2 separate regions of the Mus musculus genome follow, and region 1 is linked to region 2. Evidence: chromatin contacts called from ENCODE POLR2A ChIA-PET data. All regions are on one chromosome and are shown on one strand. The core of a region is the stretch at or near the end of the contact, and the rest is flanking DNA. Distances in the headings are between cores, read along the strand shown.

Region 1 (4,088 bases), core at 1,401-3,900, 44 kb after region 2:
AATTACAAGGAAATGTTATCATTCTCTTAACTAAGAAACTGTATGGAGGTTGTGTGTGTGCAAATGTATGTGTGTAGTGTATAAATGTGTGTATTGTTCACAGGTATATGTGTGTATACATGTATGCATGTGTGTATGTGTGTTTTTATATGTATGTGTGTTAATGTACATGTGTTATATGTATTGCCTACAGGTGTATATGTGTATGTTTATACATTTGTGTATGTGTATGCATGTGTGTTAATGTGTATTTCCCACAGGTGTATATGTGTATGTTTATGCATGTGTGTGTGTATATGTGTATGTTTATGCATGTGTGTGTGTATCTCAAGGCAAAGCCAACTGAGTTTTTAAAAGCAGAACCATCTTGGGCACCATCATGCCTCAGTTACAAGCTACTGGTTTTTTCTTTGTCTTCCACCATTAGGCTCATCAAAGTTCTTGTACATTTCTCTCTCCCTCTTCTTCCCATTTCTCCTCAAGTTCCCTACTAGCCCAGAGTCATGGCCACAGACCATGTCTGTCAGCCTCACCTGGGAGCACAGAACAAGTCACCCACAGATTCCTTTGGAGTGACTAAGCCCTAGTGTTAGGATCAGAGAAATCCTGCAGACCATACATGCAGTTCCTTCTTGCTCATGTGGGATGGACCAAAGAACTCAGTGTTGGTGGCCTACCGTGGCAGACTCCAAGGAGAACATCTGGAACGTCTTCGGCCTTCTGTAAGCTTAGAGAGCAGCTCACGGGGGCAACCTGGACAATAGCATCCATTACTGGGATCCTGACACCATGTTCTCTAGTGCCATCCTTCCCACAGCTGGCCCTAACAGGGTATCCAGATCTTCCTCTCTGAGCAGGCCTGAGTGGGCTACTCGTGTGGAGTAACAATGCCAGAATTCTAGCTTCAGACTTCTAGTAGCGGTGACAGGCAGAATTACCAGACCAATCTTCAAAAACAAACCTTCCTGTAGCCTTTTTAATAGTTGATCTTTGGGCCTAGAAATGCAGTTCAGTTGGTAGAGTGTTTACCTGGAGTGCACACGGTGCTGGGGTTTGAGCCCCAGCACCCCATAAATGGGCCTGGTGACTCATGTATGTCATCTCAGCACCTCAGAAATTGAGGCAGGGGAATTTGAGAATTTGAGAACTTCAAGGTCATTCTAGGCTCCATACTGAATTCAAGTCCAGCGTATATGAGAGTCTCCCCAAATCCCACCTTCCAGTTACTGCCAACTTAGCTTATTTCAGAGAGAGACCAAAGGCCCCCATAGGTAGCTCCTCGCTAATTCTCAGCACCATTTAGAATCCATTGGCACATGCATCATTCATTGCTTCTGTTTCTGCACTTGTACAATTCACCACTTAAACCCTTCAGTGTAAGCTCCTCGTTTGTAGAATTCTGAAGGTGGCTCCACAGAGGCCCTTCCTGATGACCTCTTGACTTTGTTCTGCCACCTCCCTCTCCCTCTCCCTCTCCCTCTCCTCTCCCTCCCCCTCCCCTCCCCCTCCCCCTTCCTCTCCCTCCCCCTCTCTCAGCCTTGGCTATCTTCTCTTCTTCCCCAAGAAGACATCTCCTCAATCCTAGCCTTGAGCAGGCCCCGCATCCCTGTTTCCATCAGACACACTCTTAGCAATTTTGAAATTTCTAAAGGGCTTATATAATCACAGCAAAGTGATTGATTGTATAAACCAGTAGCTATTTTCTCTCCAGTCCTGAGCATCTGCCCAAGAGGGCAGAGATCTTGACCCCAGGAGCTCAGCACTGTGTCTCGCATATGCAATAAGTTCACAATGAATAGAGAATGGGGGTCACGGCAGGGCAGACTTTCTGGACAACTATGCACTGAATATAGGGAGAGGGCAGCCAAAGGGTGCAACATGGGTGGCTTGTGAGAACAGCCAGAGGACAGGCTGGCAGGCCAACTCCGCAAGGAGGCTGAGACATGATGCATTTCACATAAAGACCTCGGACGGCCCCGCAGCTGGGCTCTGCAGTGTTGAGTGAAGAAGAAACCTACAGCGATTGGCTTTCTGGTTCTGTATTTTTCAGAGTGATTAGAGGGAGGGCAGTTTAGCAGGGAATACAGGGCTGGGTCATAGCTAAGGCGGTAAAGAAGCATTCCCTGACACTTTCCAAAACCTGCTTTTGAAAAAAATGAAAGCCAAAAGAGGCATTGTGCGTTTGTGATCCCAGTTCTGGGAGGCAGCGGCAGGCAAGACACCCGGGCTCCTTGTCCAGCCAGCCTATCCTACTCACCACTGAGGGACATGTGGGTGAGTCTTGAGAAACAACAGGCAATGTTGTCCTCCAGCCTATACATGCATATGCACATATCTGCAAGTAAACTTCACACACACACACACACACACACACACACACACACACACCCCACCATTTGGTCCCTAAGTTCTGGGAATTCCTCATGAAGCACACTGGAGAGGCTAAACTCAACCTTCATACTGCACAGCCCAGGGGCCCCTGGTCTCCTGGGAGCTTTAGGGGGTTTGTAGCTCCTCTGGGGGGCTTCTGATGGTTATGGAGTCAGAGAGAGTTGGATTCATAGCTGTTTCTTACTTACCAGCTGAGAGAACTCAGGAAAATGGCCTTTTTTCCTGAGCTTCAATACTTGCCTCTCGTAATGGTTTAGTTACTGAGTTAGTAGAAATATTAACTGGCCCTAAGTGCATGCCTGCTGGAGCATACGTATGAATAATAGCTAAAGTCACTGGTGGTTAATAACTCAGTTTGACTTTGGTCCTGTGTATGTTGACTTTGTTTTGGTCAAATAATAAGTAAATCATTGTGAAGTCGGCGTTACAGTGAACAGGGAGCTTGTTTCTTAGTCCTCCCATCAAGTTCAGTGTAACTGGGGTGCTGATTCAGGCTCTTTATGGCTGTGATTACCCCCTGTAATCACTACTGCCTTCCTCAGTGGGAAGGGAGGATGTCCCCCATCCTCCTGCCCACAGAAAAGACTGCCCTCAGGTGTAAAGTCCAATTACTGGGCGCAGTTGGGAAGAACACACACAGAGGTGCATTCCTGAGCCCTGAGCGTGGGCCCTTGTTTGTCCTCTCCTTATAAGGAGTGAGTTATCATCAGCCTTGCAGGAAGGTCACGGCTGTTTCTCCCTCCTCAAGTGGCTGAAATCATCCTTCTCCTCGGAGGGGTGGGGTAGTGATTAAGCAGGCTAACCATGCCAGCGCTTTGCTATCCAAGTATGAGGATGTTTACAGACCTTGTGACAGAGGTGGGGATTTTGTCTGATCCTGGGGACTCCCAGAAGACACACCAGAGAGTCCCCCACCACTCATCCAATAGTGGAAGATCAGCTACAAAGGCCCTTTCACCAGCTTGTGGCCATAAAAGTTGGCCTGGTAGGAAGAGCTGGAGCCCTAACATCTTTAAGGGTTGAGGGCTGTGCCTAGTTTCTGGCCACATCCTCTGTATCTTAAAGGGAACAGACCATGCCAGTTGTTCACACTGCCAGGATGCTTTGCCTCCCTACTGTCTAGAAGCACCACTCATGAGAACCTTCTGTGAATGTGATGGAAAATAAAGCCTGACTCCTTTAAGATGTTTCAGGCAGTGTTTTGCCACAGAGATGAGAAGGGTACTTAAACAGACTGCTTGCCTTTCTTTGACATTTATTATTAATTGTTGCAAAGCAAATAAAGACAACAGGCCTGGGGGCACAGCGATGAATCCTGGCTTTGGATGGGATAGTGTCTCCCAAAACCTCCCATCCAGTGCAACCATACTGAAAAGTGGTAGGTATTCAGGAAGTGGGGCGTAGAGGATTAGAACTAGAGGAAGCAGAGAATCTTCAACAAGAGTGACTTGCTGTGCAGAGGCGAGTGTGAACCCCATGTGAGCTCTCACGGCTTCTCTCATGGCTTGATCCTCTCTGCACACACTACTACTGCTGCTCCCACACACTCTTCTAACCAGAGGTGTCACTTATCACTGAATGACTTAGCCAGAAGGCCCTCCCCAGAGGCAAACACATAGAACTGCTTGTCCTAGGATTTCCAGTCTTCCAAACTCTGAGCTAACTAGACCCCTTTTGCTTCTAAAGGTTTTCAGCAT
Region 2 (4,120 bases), core at 779-3,278:
CCTCATCTTGGTGGCTTAGTTCTTGCCTGAAAGGTCTCATAAAACATGGGATTTATTGCTTTTTTTTTAAAACTTCATTTTTTACTAGTGGCTCATGCCTTTAATCCCAGCACTCAGGAGTCAGAGGCAGGCAGATTTTTGAGTTCGAGGCCAGCCTGGTCTACAAAGTGAGTTCCAGGACAGCCAGGGCTATACAGAGAAACCTTGTCTCAAAAAACCAAAAGAAAAAAAAAAGAAACTACAACATAATTTTAGCCTACTCCAACATAGGGGAAAATTACACTCTGTTTCAACTACAAATGGAAAACCTTGTATGGGTAATCGACATTTTTTTCTATCTTCTCTCTTCCACTGAACACCTCTCAACTGTCCTTATAAATTTGGTACTTCTCTGATTGTAGAACAAATTCTTGTAATGACTGGATCAAAGTTATGCAAATTTGGAATTCTGACTCACTGTCTCTTACATTAAATATGCTACCAGGACACAACAGCTGATTTCCGGTTCCCCCTTTAGTCTTTCTTGTGTGTGCTTAGCTTGACTTATTTTTAGAGAACCCCCCAAATTTACTTCTTTTTTCTCCAGTCCCCTTCCAGGGACATGGGAAGCATCCCGCCTTGGATTCAGTGTATCACGCACTCTGTGCTGCTTGTGTGGGAAAAGCTGGAGGTGTGAAGCACTGTGCTCCCAGGAAAGAGGTACGAACTCCAGAGGCACCAGATAAACCCTTCACAGGGCAGGAAAAGAAAATCCATGTTACCTCAGTAAGCAAGCCACCGGGCCAGCAGAAGTGCTGAGAGCCAATGAAATCTTGAAGGAAGCACAGACAGCCGGTGAACATCACCCTCCGCCAATCACCTACAGACCAACAGCAATGGGGGCGGGGTTATGGAGAAAGATGTTATCTAATCGCATTAATTATTCTCTCCTACGTCTCCCCATCTACCCCAGCACACAAACTGCCAAACTGCGAGTATCTGCCATCTTGGAAGATGTGGAAGGGTCTAGGTGGGATGAGGGGTGGTTCAACATGGGCGGCCCTGCTCTCTGCAAAGTCCCTGGCATCTACGGTGCTATTTCTGTGGCTTTTGCTGTATTTTCTGTGCTTCTTCTTTTTAAAAAATCCTTCTAAAAGCCTCATACTCACGCCTCCCCTTGGAAAACAGCCTTCTGATTAGTGGGCTGCATCCCTCCCAGCACAGAGCCACGACATGCGGCTTCCTTGCTTCTAGGGTCTCTGTGTGTCCATTGTCGATGGGGCGCTCTCCAAAGTCTACATTTTCTTTATTTCAGCAGACCCCAGAGCAGACACTCTGGCTACTGAAGTAACAACTTACAATCTGTTGTGTTGTATAAAAATAAAGAAAGAAGGAATATGTTTGGTGGGTGTGCAGTCAGGTGTAGGGGAAGGGGTGCCTCTGTGGGTCCATGTTGAGGCATCCCTTTCCCGAGGGACCAGCCACATGACAAAGGTATAGTATAGAATAGTTTATTCAGGGCCTGGGGAGGGGAGTTGAGAGGGTAGTAGAGACAGAGAAGGGGGGTGGGGGAGAGAGACAGAGACAGAGACAGAGAGGTAGAGGCCGGTCATGAGAAAGAGGGGGTGGAGGGGAGTAAGGAGAGAGGGGGAGCAGGAGGGAAGGACAAAGTGAGAGCAAGAAGGCAAGACAGCAAGAGAGAGGAGGGGGCAAGCAGCCCCTGTTATAGTGAGTTAGGCACTCCTGGCTGTTGCCAGGTAACTGTGGAGGCAGCGCCTAGAAGAAATGCTAACACAAGCACCTATTTTTTTTTTTATTTTAATTAAAATATCCTTTTCCACTTTCCCAAATGTGAAGGTGAATGAGATTGTGGATTCCTGGGATCAAGTAGCAGGAAAGAAAGTGAGAAAGTGAGACTGCTCACTTGCAGCCATGGGCCTTCTGAGGCCACCTCACCCCTTAACCCTCCCAAGGCCTTGACTCATGGAGGACACACTAGGGGGCCTCTCAGCTCTGGGATGACACACCTGGCTGGCCTAGCCAATGTCCTTATAAGGCAATTGCTGGGCCCTGCACGGGCTGCTTCCCTGCCTCTTTTTTTTTTTTTTTTCCAGTGTGTGATGAAGCAATGTCCCTGGCCTGGGAAGGGCGGGGAACAGCAAGCCGCTGACTCCCTGTAAGCTGGCGCAGACAGCTCTGCTTCCTTTTCTGTTGGATTTGAAATGAAAAAAATCCAATTCTGGGAGAACACTGGGAACGAGGTCACTTGGTTCCATTTCTACACATTACGCCTCACTGAGCAGCTCCAACCGTTCCACACCCTACCCTGGCATTTTACTCAGGCAAGCCCTCTCTACCCGTGAGCTACACCCCAGCCCTGTGCTGACAGTTCAGTCTCACATCAGTGCTTACATGCAAAGGAAGAGGATGAGCTGTGTTGGCCCGGGGATCAAACATGAGTCTGTTTATCAACTAAAACGGGCTATTGGAGTCAAATTAGAATTTCCGATTAACAACGGATAATTTATTCTCACATGAGCATTGTTGTGGTTTGAATGTGGGCCAGCCTCTAAAATTTATGTTGAGAATTAATCTTCAAATGCAACAGTGCTAAGAACCCCACTTGGATGGGATTTGGGCCTTTGTAAAGGGTTTGAGGGTAAGGGTTTGCCTTCTCTGTTTTCCCCTCTGTGTGAAGACGCTGCAGCTTCTACTCTGGAAGATTCAGCAACAAGATGCTATCTGGAACCCTGCAACTGGTTCTTAGTAGATCTGAACCTACTAGTGCTTTACTCTTAGACTTCCCGACTTTCAGAACGGTGAAAAATGAAGTTCTGTTGTTAACAAGCCACACTGTCCGAGACTATGTTGTTGCAACAGAACAGCAGACCAAGACAAGTACTTCCCGGTTTTGGATGGCACGGATGCTATTAATCATTATTCCCCATAGATACTAGTTGAACTTCCTACTCAGGCTCCCCACCTTTCTTCCTATCCTCCCACTCCTCTTTGCTAAATTTGGCTTCTCTAGGCCACGCCCGTTTCCATCACTGTGATGTAAAGTTCTTCCAGAGAGGCAAGCTTCTGTCTCCACTGGGCCTTGTTTTTACCCATGCGCCTTTCTTCAAGGAGGCCCTCCCTGAGCCTACTTCTCAAGGCCAGCTCCTGCTTGCTTCATCTTCTTCCCAGCCTGACACTACCTTACATAGTCATGGTCTTGTCTGCCTCCTTGCTCGAATGCCCTCCTCAGAAAGTCAGGGACTTCTACCTTGTTGACAGCCATTTCCCCAACCACAGCTTAGAATAAAGCAGGAATTCCTTCATTTCTTTCTCTCTTTGGTGCATCATAGTGAAGCCCAGGCTGGTTTTAAGGTTGTGCCCTTCCTGCCTCAGGCCCTACCAAGTGATGGGATATAGGATTTCAAAGTGCTACCATACATGGCTTGTTCTGTATAATCAAACGAGATGTTTGAGTTTCTGTGTAACTTCACAAGGAGGTGTAGGAAAAGAAGGCTCTGAGAACATCGAGGGTAGACATCAGAGGGAAGAGAGAATCAGAAACAGAGACAGAGCACATCATGAGCAAAGGCAGGTTTGTCCTGAGGTCTGTTGAGTTCAGAAACGCCTCATGTGTCTATAAGGGCTGTAGGCTGCCATCGCTAAGCAGGGCAATGCTGCATAGTTTCAGAGCACTGGCTTGCAGGACACAGCTCACAGTTGTCTGAACTCACATACAGTCAGACCACAAGCCATCCCTGACCTCTCTAGTCTTCTTATCTGCTCAAGGGGCAGGTGCAAATGAAAGAATATTGACAAAGCTCCTGACAGCCTCTCAGATGTACTGGTGAGTGCATCATATATGTACTGGCAGGTGTGAATGAATACCGTGTCCACAACAGCCGCAGTCCTGACTGAAATCCACATTTACCCATCGCTTCCTCTGATGCTGAACCCAGTTGATGGCCATTTTTTTCAAAAAGAGCCATCCATTCATTTTGTTTTTGCTTCTGAATCACGGAAGGAGGGTTGTGAGGACACAGAACAGGGATTGAAGGTTGGCAGGCAGAAGCACTCCCTGTGTTATGGGTGCCAGGAGGGCTCTCCTGCCAGGCGAGTGACTCACTCCTGCAAGCCGGTCTCT

Evidence for each region. ChIA-PET counts read pairs that join two places held with the same protein, here RNA polymerase II (POLR2A).
Region 1: POLR2A ChIA-PET joins it to region 2 with 103 read pairs in Patski. The contact joins the promoter of A730020M07Rik here to the enhancer-like site in region 2. POLR2A ChIA-PET finds 5 or more read pairs at or near these places in 2 of 5 experiments (Patski and embryonic stem cell).

Annotation. Positions count from the first base shown.
Region 1 is chr3:121,643,803-121,647,890 of GRCm38, forward strand. It overlaps A730020M07Rik (RIKEN cDNA A730020M07 gene), which reads right to left and starts at 2,651. Exons shown (of 3, transcript NR_036458.1): 1 at 2,580-2,651.
Region 2 is chr3:121,600,148-121,604,267 of GRCm38, forward strand. It overlaps Gm33485 (a long non-coding RNA gene), which reads right to left. Exons shown (of 4, transcript XR_001783961.1): 2 at 762-859. Among named protein-coding and RNA genes, the nearest start is that of Gm33485, 4.4 kb to the right of the region's middle. Within about 2 kb of position 2,029, at least 1 of the 3 ENCODE cell types and tissues checked has a DNase peak (open chromatin) inside an H3K27ac peak, as active enhancers do.